Regions from separate parts of the Homo sapiens genome. Here region 2 is linked to region 1. Evidence: chromatin contacts called from ENCODE Hi-C data. All regions are on one chromosome and are shown on one strand. Each heading gives the region's core, a stretch centred on a gene start or an enhancer-like site at or near the end of the contact. The rest is flanking DNA. Distances are from core to core; before and after follow the strand shown. Region 1 overlaps BFSP2 (beaded filament structural protein 2). Region 2 overlaps ZBTB38 (zinc finger and BTB domain containing 38).

Region 1 (5,145 bases), core at 1,905-4,404:
GGAACTAGAGGTGGGGAGATGAGCTAAGAGGCCACTGAGGGTACCACAGGTGAGAGGTGACAAGCTCCCAATCCCAGACCATGGTGGCTGCAGAATGTGAAAACTTCTCAAGAGATACAAGAAGCAGGACTCATAATATACAGGAGGCCATGATGGTTGCATTTGGAAGGAAGAGAAGGAAGGAAAGCAGGAACACATCTTTCCCTGGTTTCCAGCTCACATGGGTTCACCCGTTGAAGCATAGACTAGGGGGAGCCAGCAGGTTCAGGAGGCAGCCAGTGGCTTCATTTTGGACACCTTGATGTGAGGTCTGAGTATATGTTTCCAGTAAGAAGTTCAGTGGCAGGTCCATAGCTACTGAAGGAAAGATTGGTGGTGGAATTATCAACGCAGGACGTGGCCTGGAGACGACTCATGAGTATGTTCAAATCATGAGTATGATGGAGACCAACACAGACCCAGGATGCGCTCCTTGGAAAAAAAGCGGGCTCAGGGTGGGCACTGGGAAGCCCAAAGTGAAGGGACGGCAGAGGAAAAGGGATGGGCAAAAATGTGCTACTAAAACACCAAAGGGGAAAGCGCTGAGTATATAAAGGCCAGAGACATTCATTCTAAGGACAGTGATCTGGGAAAGAAAGCTGGAGGAGATGGTGTTCCAGCCAAATGATGGATGGGGTTTCAGCAGCAGAGGGAGAAGGGGTCCCCCGGGGAGTGAAGAAATCAGAAGAAAAAGCCCCGGAGAACAAGATTTCTTTGAAGAAACGCCTGCAAGCTGCCTCTCATTTGTCTCTCTCAATCCCTATCCCTCTTGCCCCGCTCCTCTCTCTCCTCACACCCCCTTTCTTTTCTCCCTCCCTCTCTCCTTCTCTTTTTCGCCTCCCTCACCCTCTCTCCCATCAAAAAGATCAATCAGACTAATCCACAGTCTGACCTGAGTGGGATTCCTTATTTTTCCCACGGAGCCACTAAGAATAACCCCCATCAGTCTCCATAACTGGCAAGGTCCCTGCCACGAGGGGAATAGTCCAGGCTACCACCAGCCCCTGCCACTGCTCTGCACACCTCCCTCTTCAAGGGCCCGGCCTGTTGTCCTCGGGTTTGGACCGGGTTCGCTCTTTTGTAGAAACGAGGCCTGGAGAACACCTTGCACGATGCCAAGCACTGGCATGACATGGAGCTCCAGAACCTGGGCGCTGTGGTCGGCCGGCTGGAGGCGGAGCTCAGGGAAATCCGAGCGGAGGCGGAGCAGCAGCAACAGGAGCGCGCGCATCTGCTGGCCCGCAAGTGCCAGCTGCAGAAGGACGTGGCGTCCTACCACGCCCTGCTGGACAGGGAGGAGAGCGGGTAAGCCTCGCTTCCGCGTCAATTATCCAAGAGATGCATATTCATGGCTTTAAAAATAATTATTTTCCAAACACTGTAGAAGTATTTAAGAAGAAATCACCCCAGACTTCCTCTCACATAGGCACCCATTCCCACAGCCTAGCTGTGTCCTTCCTTTCCTATTCACATACAAATAATATATATAATATATTCACATACTAATACATTTTCTATATGTATGCATATTTATGTATGTATATATACACACATACATTCACATACATGTGTATACCTAGGACGTACATAATAGCTGTTAGGAATGTTTCAGTTGCTTGTAATAGAACCTAATTAATGAGGCTATAAACCAGTGCTCCTGAAACTAATGTGCACTCAAAACCCTGCGCATCTTTTTTTTTTTTTTGGATACAGGGTCTCGTCTCGGTATGTTGCCCAGGCTGGTCTCGACTCAAACCCCTGGGCTCAAGTGATCCTCTCACCTAAGCCTCCAGAATAGCTGGGGTTACAGGTGTGAGCCGTGACACCCCAGCTGGGCATCTTTTTTAAATGCAGATTCTGCTTCAGTACGTCTGGGGTGGGGTCTGAGAGTCTTCCTTTCTAACAAGCTCCCAAGTGATGACTATACTGCTGCTCCACAGACTACACTCTGAGTAGCAAAGATGTGTAAATCATTTATTTAAGAGTCCCAGAAACAGGTGATCTAGGCTGCTCAAAGATTTCATTAAGGACTCAAGCTCTTTTCATCTTTCTAACATACCATGACAACATTGGCTTTTTGTCTTTATCTTTGTCACCCCATGGTTACCATATGCCAGCCACAGATCCAAACATCACATCCTCATTCCTGGCCGGAAGTGGGAGAGAAGAGGCAGCAGCAAAAAAAAAAAAAAAAAAAAAGGCTTTTTCTTTTTTTTTATTGATCATTCTTGGGTGTTTCTCGCAGAGGGGGATTTGGCAGGGTCATAGGACAATAGTGGAGGGAAGGTCAGCAGATAAACAAGTGAACAAAGGTCTCTGGTTTTCCTAGGCAGAGGACCCTGCGGCCTTCCGCAGTGTTTGTGTCCCTGGGTACTTGAGATTAGGGAGTGGTGATGACTCTTAACGAGCATGCTGCCTTCAAGCATCTGTTTAACAAAGCACATCTTGCACCGCCCTTAATCCATTTAACCCTGAGTGGACACAGCACATGTTTCAGAGAGCACAGGGTTGGGGGTAAGGTCACAGGTCAACAGGATCCCAAGGCAGAAGAATTTTTCTTAGTACAGAACAAAATGAAAAGTCAAAAGGCTTTTTCTTGAATGATCCTCTCCTTTAATCAGTGAAGGAAAGACATTTTGAGGCTTGCAGTGGACTGTCCCTTATATCTCATTGGCCAGAACCTGCTTATACTGGCCATACCCATCTGCAAGGGAGGCTAAGAAAGCAACTCTTTAGCTTTTCCAGACTCCATAGTGGAGGCAGGCAAGGGGTTGGGACTAGGAGTTGAGTTAGTCTGCCATAATTACACACACACACTTGCACTCACTCTTTTTTTAATAGATAAGGATTCCAGAGGCATATACATCAGCCTTGGGCCTTAGCTTCCTTGCCAACTCTTTCCAGAAACCCAGGCCCTTATTTTGTATCATAGTTCTATGCCTTCTTATTTCCCTCCAAGACTCCTTGTCTGACATATGTTGAATAAGGAATAGAGACAGCTTAGTGATTGTATCATCCAACCCCTCCTGATTCAAGAGAGAACACAAAGACCCAGAATGGAAAAAGATTTGCGCATGATCACACAGGAGGCGGAGACAGCACTGGGATGGGAGCCCAGGTCTCCTGCTCTCTCCAACTGTGTAACCTCTCTTTATTCAGAAGGCGGGAGAGCCTCAAGGAAGCGACCTAACCACGCCCTGCTTTCAAATGGAAAATATGTCATCCAGCTCCTCTCCAACTGTCTTTTATTGAATTGATTTTTGTTGATTATAAAAGCCAGATGTTCCTAACAAAGTATTTTTTTTTCAGATGCCTATGAGCATCTGTATAAACACACAAAGTCAATTTAAACAAACAGCAAGAGCAGTGAGTTAGGCCGAGTTACTTCTTAAGAATCTATGTGCTACGTTCATTTAGTGAGTGCCAAGGCAGACCTGACTCTTGATTATTTTTGTTTATCCTCCAAACCCTGCCAAGACAACCTCATGATCCGTGTTTTAGAGACAGGAAACAAAGCCTCAGAGAGCTTAAGTCATGGCCCAAGGTCTCACAGCAAATAACCATGGAGTAATTATTTAAAACCCAAAACTATCTTGTTCCAAAGGCCAGATTCTTTCATGAGATGGCCCCCTTTCTCGTAATCCTATTGTGATAGAATGACCGATTTTCCTCACCCATTGCTTCTGACTCCTATGTGTTTCCTTTCAGCTGATGGAGAAACTTCCTCTTTTTCATGAAGAAAACACCCTTCCTCAACAGCTGACCCAAGAAGTTGCTTGAGGAGCTTTCTCCTGAGCTCCAGTCCCTGCTGGATTCCCTGGTTAATTCAGCTTGAGCTGAAAAGCTTCCTGGAAGTGGAGAGGATCCTTCTGCTTTAATCTGAGTAGTCTGTAGCTTGAGCAATCTCCCTTGTCCTCCTTCAAATAAATGCTTTGTGCGCAGCGTCCAGTTTGCCCACCTTGTTCAACTCACTATAGGGTCGAGATGGATATCACTTTGTCTGTCTGGCCTTTGCTCACAGAGCTATGCTTGAAGGCTTCTGGAAGGATTCCCTTGAGTGTGACGCCATCTGCCTCCCTAGGGTCACCTGCTCTTGGGTTTGTCAACATAAAAGTGCTGCGGAGGCAAAAGCAGTGCTCATGGCATGCAGGATTGACGCAGTCTGGGACAAAAAACAACACTCTTGCTCGAGAGGGGATTAGTGTGGTGCTTTATCACATGTTTCATAATTACAGGCATCGTGGAGTATTCAGACCTCTTTAATATACTCTGCATGCATATTCATGTGCAGACACACACATTTCACTTGCTATTGGCAGAGCATCTCTCAATCAGTTAAAAGGGAACTTCAATCTAAGCCCAATCTAAACCCATTCAATCTAAGTGGGGGATTAATTACACTGTGGTTGCTCACCCCACTTACAGCCTCAGAATTTTCTTCCAGGGTCCTTTCTCCAGTTCTCTCAGGGCCTAAGCCAGCCAAATATAGTTCATGCATCTGCCACCTACCCAGGCAAGACTCTCTTGCCTTCTGATTAAAATTGAAACCACCACCTGTGTCCTACCACAGGTTCTCAGTGTCTCTAAAACTGAAAGGAAAAAAAAAAAAAAAAAAAGCCCAACTTTAATTTTGTCATTCCTCCCTCAAACTTCTGTTGGTCTACCTATCACACAGAATTACAGACCAAAATATCCAAGCTGAGTCTTTGTGTTTGTGAGCTGCTAATCCAGACAGGGGGATGTATCCAACACTGGTACATTTGAAAACCCCCATACCCGAGGGTCCAAATAACCAAGGCCCACACAAAGAAAAGAACATTTATTTATCCTTAAGGATTGCTTATAAGAGAAGCAAGGTGGCCAGGCGCGGTGGCTCATGCCTGTAATCCCAGCACTTTGGGAGGCCAAGGTGGGCAGATCACAAGGTCAGGAGTTCGAGACCAGCCTGGCGAATATGGTGAAACCCCGTCTCTACTAAAAATACAGACGTTAGCCAGGCTTGGTGGCGGGCGCCTGTAGTCCCAGCTACTCAGGGGGCTGAGGCAGAAGAATCGTTTGAACCCAGGAGGCGGAGGTTGCAGTGAGCCGAGATTGTGCCACTGCACT
Region 2 (5,145 bases), core at 831-3,330, 7.9 Mb after region 1:
GAGCAATGAGAGACATCTGAGGTCACCCCAGCTAAGCTCAGAAGGCCACAGAGCTTAACTGCCTTCTTGACTGTGGCCCATCAAAAGGAGCCCGACACATCTAGTAGATGGCTTAAATAAAAAATACTGAGGTTACCAAATGCTGGCAAACATGTGGGGACACTGGATCTCTCCTACATTGCCTGTAGGAATGTAAAATGGTACAGCCACTCTAGGAAACTGTTTGGCAGTTTCTTATAAAAGTTAAACATATACTTACCACGTGATCCAGCAATCCTACTCATGGGTATTTACACAAGAGAAATGAAAACTTATGTTCACGCAATAAACTTTACATGAACATTTATAGCAGCTTTATTTGTAATACCTAAAAACTGGAAAATAGCCAAATGTTTTTCAGCAAGTTAGTGGGTAACACACTGGTACATCCACACCTTGAAATACTATTCAGCAATAAAAAGGCATGTGCTCTTTACATACAATTCAAATGGATCACAAGGGCATTATGCTGAAAGCCAATCTCAAAGAGTTATATGCTACATGATTCCATTTAGAGAACGTTCTTGGACTGACAAAATCACAGTGATAGGCCATGCACGGTGGCTCATGCTTGTAATCCCAGCACTTTGGGAGGCTGAGGCAGGAGTGCCCAGGAGTTCGAGACCAGCCAGGGTAACACAGGGAGACCCGCATCTCTACAAAAATTTACAAAACTAGCGGGATATGTGGGCGTGCACCTGTGGTCTCAGCTACTTGAGAGGCTGAGATGGGAAGACTGCTTGAGCCCAGGAGTTTGAGGCTGCAGTAAGCCATGATTTTGCCATTGCACCCCCAGCCTGGGTGACAGAGCGAGACCCTGTCTCAACAAGCAAAAAAAAAAAAAAATTACAGTGATAGAGAACAGATCAGTGGTTGTCAGGATGGGTGTGATTATCAGAGGAGGAGCACAGGGAACTGTGGTGGTGACTATTCTCTATTCTGATGGTGATGGTCATCACTCCAGCCTGCACATGTGATACGTTGCATAGAACTGTAGACATACAGGTACACACACACACACACAGAGTGCATGTAAAAACTGGTAAAATCACATAAGACTGTATCTGCGTTTATTTGAACTATACCAGCATCTGTTTCTTGGTTTAGCCCAAGTACTACAGCGATGTAAGACAACACTGGGGGAAGGTGGAGAAAGTAGACACTGTATAACTTCTTGTACGTCTTATGCTATTTCACAAAAAAGGTATTAAAACTTTTTAAAAGTTGTTAAAACTATGTTTAAAACAGGGTTCTCCCACCTTGAGGAGGGGGATTTATCCCCTGGCTTCCCCTTTATGAGCAACTCCTACTATTTATTTTGCCGCCTTCTAACTTGTGGTTTGAAGTCTACAATGTCCTGCTGGCTTTGGCCGCACCCTCTGCTTCTCAGAGACTGACAGCCCATCTCGGATGGAATCAAAGCTCAAGTATGCCAGCAATGAATGTGAATGTGCCCCATTTACCCCTCCCTGAGACCATAACTTCAAAGCTAGGTAGATTCAGATCTAAGAAATGGTCTCATGGTGAAAATCAAGGACAAATCATCCTTCTCGCCCCTGTGCAGTAATTTCTTTTCTGGAATGGCTCTTTGCTCTGCTCTTCATACAGATTACACTCTTCACCTTCACCAAATGGGCCCTCCTTTAATGGAAGGAGATTAACCCTTCTTTGCCCCCTTTCAATCTCATTCAGCTGAGGGCTTTCTTTTAACAGCGCTGCTGTCTCTGGGCCTTGTGCCACAGCTGAATGCTACAGAGTGAGATGGCTGCCTTCTCTTTGAAGCATTTACGTCCCTGTCAAATACCTTTTTGCCAGACTTGGCCCTGGAAAGACAGTTTTGAAATTAAATTTATTGTGAGCTGCCTGGGTTGGCAGTATGGAATTGCACAAGGCCATGGGCATTTAGGTCAAGAGGGACTTGCTGCACTCACCACCTTGGGAGCCCTATCTTAATGAAACTCGAGCTGTATTTACTCCCAGGTTCTGCAGAGGAGTCCCCAGCATCACCTAAGATGGAGGCTGAGCATATGGGCTGAAGTCTATGCGGCATCCTGTCCGGATGTGACAATACACTCACAATCCACTGCTACCCCAGGACTGGCCTCAGCCTCCAGCTTCCAACTGTGCCTTAGTTATTAGAGGGACTCAACTCAAGAGACCATGATGAGAGGGACAGCGGTGCTCATTTCTCGGGCCTGGCTGTGAGTTGGCAACCAGGATCGTGTGCTAGAAAGGTGACAATTTTAATCGCTGACTTTCCGTAGTCGTTGGTGAATCTCGTAGTTTTGCACCTTTTAGTTTCAAAACCATACTGAACAACGGAAAATGAAACCTGCAGCTTATTTTTAGCCGTTCATGCTAAATCATGAGATTTTTCTTTGCAAACCAAAGAGGATAAAGGCTACTTCAGCAGGCTAAACTTAGTCAATTGACTTAATATAGCAATCAAGTCTGGTTCTCTGACAAGTCTCAAGTGACATTGAGAAGTTTCAGGTGATATTTTGGCCAACATTGACTATTTTGCTTAAAATTATATTTAGTTGAGTTTTGTTTTTAGTTAAACAAATGTAGTATGATATTTTCATCTGAGAGGAATTGGAAAACATATTATAAACCCTCCATTCTGTCATTTAGTCATTAATTCAATTAACCTATAACTATTTTTAAGTATCTGACAGCTTAGAATTTTTTTTAATTGAGTCAGTGTGTTGAATTACAAAGAGCAGAATGCTAGAAATTAAGGAATATGGCTTCTATGCTCATTGATGAGGCATTTATGTAAATATGACACTTACTCTCTTTGAACCTAATTTTCTTCTCCCTCAAAGAAATGGTTTAGATGGCATTTTCTAAAGCGTCTTCCTTGTCCTTTAATTCTGTGAAACACGCTCTGCCACTGAGGGCCTGAGGAAATGTTGAGGTATTCTTTGGGGGCTGTGGCAGTGTTGTCAGGCCACTCTTATTTCTGTCTCCTCTTTCCCTGTTCTAGGAGAGACAGGTTTACACAAAGCACTGTGGTCTGCTTGCCAGACAACTTGTGGCTCCCCTTGGTAAACAAGTGATTAAGTGCTTGAAAGATTTTCATAGAGATTTTCAGCCCCCAAGCCCATTCCTTAACTCCTGAAGCAAGTACTTTAACTTTAGGAAGTGGCTTCATGATACAAAGCTGAGGATCCCACTGGTAGTGGTAGAGAAAGGACTCCGGAGTTTGATGTTGGTGAGTCCAAAACATCCTCAGTGAGCCTCTCCATGGTGTTAGGAAATGCTCTAGTGCCCTGGAAGATACAAAGATCTTGCAGGAAGCAAGCCAGAGACGTGGGCTTAGGTAGATAATTCAATACAACCAAAATGCATTGTGTTTTTTTCTTTAGTCGAAAGGAGTTAAAGACTCACTGAGGTTTGTTAAGCTTCTCTGACTGAGAAGAGGTGCATTGTTGTGGCCCTTTCTGAGCTGCAATGTCATGTATCTGAGAGAAGAGAAAGCAAGTAAATTTATTCCCAGGTTTAAGTCTTGAAATATTTGTTGCCCAGGGTGTGAAGAAAGATATAAAGAGAAGATTATGCTCTCACATGAGGTGGATTTTTATGGATCTGTAAGAATTCTTACTTTTTTACCTTCATTTATATCCCCACCTTCCCTTTTCAGCCTAGTTGCCAGTCTCTCCAAAAAGATGAAACTCTACTTCCTTGCTGAATGTGTTTTGCCAATTCAGAATCTAGAAGGCCCTGTTGTTTCACTTGCTCTCCATCTGGTGCGTGACAAGCAGTCATGGCAGAAAATGAGCATGTGATTGGGTAGTAGGAATGGGCACTCAAGGTCATTACTCATGCCATGTTTCAAATGCACTGATGCACTGAGAAATGAAAGCAGCAACTATTCAGTTGCTAAAGCCGAGGTAGTGATTTCCATAATGGTGGTGACACCTGTTGAGGATGCTCCCACCAGAGGATTTGAGTTGGGTTAGGATGGGTTGAGATGTTGTCTACCACAGTCTGCCTTGCAGCCTATGTCATTTGCCACTTTTCCTTTGTTAAAAAACACATGGTTTACAGTTCCCTTTTCCTTCCAGCTCTTTCCTGGAGAGTAACCCCAGTTTGGTCCACAAGGCTTGCTGCCCAATCTTTGCCAACAGGTATGTACTCCTTTCTCATGTCCTACACAGATGCTAATGGATGGACGTGAGGATGCTCATGTCTAAGAACTGGAGAAGGTTTCCTGGAGTTCAGAATCCTCAAGCATATCATTCACCCAACCCTTCATTCTACTACCTATGAGCGTTGAGCAAGATAGTCTTCCTCTCCTATTCCCAGGTAGGGTGGAGCTGGTGGATTAGAAAGCCCCCTTTGAGAGCCATCTTGTTGGCATATACAATTACTGCAAATGAAGCAGGATAGTCAGCTGGCCACCTACACCAGAAGACAGGAGACTTGGAGTCCAGCTCTTGGCCTACTTGACCTAGAAAACAAGCTGGGCTTGATTTTTTAGAATCACAAACTTTTAGAACTGGAAGGGACCTGAGACAGAGGCAAAATGAACAGATGTTAACAAACAGAGTCATTAAAATGATTTTAGTGTTTAAATCATTTTAATGATAAAATAAAGCAGTAAATTTGGTTGAGGAAAATCTCTTACTTCAAAATTAGGCTTTTTAAAATTCCATTTAAAAATATGTTGGAAAAAAATCATAATAGCTACTTAGGTTATCTGTTCAGGAGAAAAATACTATTTGTGAGTTGAAAGTAGGTCAGTTTTAGCCGGGCACAGTGTTATGAGCCTATAATCCTAGCTACTCAGGAGGCTGAGGCGGGAGAATCGACTGAGAGTTCAAGTCCCACCTGGGCAACATAGCGAGACTCTGTCTCAAGAGAACCCAAAACCAAACAAACAAAAGAGAACAGGCTACTCTGATTGTTACACTGATTTTTCTTTAACTGATCATTTAGAGTAGAACACTCTAACAACCTGATAACAAATTTATTCACAAATGCTGAATACATTGGGTGTAAAAGGAAACTAGCTATAATTTTTAATATAGTGAAAGGCTGCATTAATAATAAACTCACTTATGAAGTGTGTGATCTTGGGCAAATCGTTGTATCTCTCTC

Evidence for each region. Hi-C counts contacts between places; a loop is a spot of excess contacts on that map. Pooled maps may share reads with other maps.
Region 2: a loop to region 1 is called in a map with no recorded cell type, with 12 times the contacts of the local background. The contact joins two enhancer-like sites. A Hi-C loop is called at or near these places in 2 of 37 single-sample maps with no recorded cell type and 2 of 50 pooled maps.

The regions. Positions count from the first base shown.
Region 1 is chr3:133,471,222-133,476,366 of GRCh38, forward strand. It overlaps BFSP2 (beaded filament structural protein 2), which reads left to right. Exons shown (of 7, transcript NM_003571.4): 6 at 1,124-1,344; 7 at 3,748-3,987. The coding sequence ends at 3,751. The region is part of intron 1 of BFSP2-AS1 (BFSP2 antisense RNA 1); the gene reads right to left. Among named protein-coding and RNA genes, the nearest start is that of BFSP2-AS1, 17 kb to the right of the region's middle. RefSeq lists enhancers at 2,000-2,659, 4,243-4,312. Within about 2 kb of position 3,155, at least 12 of the 41 ENCODE cell types and tissues checked have a DNase peak (open chromatin) inside an H3K27ac peak, as active enhancers do.
Region 2 is chr3:141,377,316-141,382,460 of GRCh38, forward strand. It overlaps ZBTB38 (zinc finger and BTB domain containing 38), which reads left to right. Exons shown (of 6, transcript NM_001376113.1): 3 at 4,110-4,172. Among named protein-coding and RNA genes, the nearest start is that of ZBTB38, 11 kb to the left of the region's middle. RefSeq lists enhancers at 2,103-2,252, 2,283-2,372 and a silencer at 2,503-2,552. Within about 2 kb of position 2,081, at least 6 of the 41 ENCODE cell types and tissues checked have a DNase peak (open chromatin) inside an H3K27ac peak, as active enhancers do.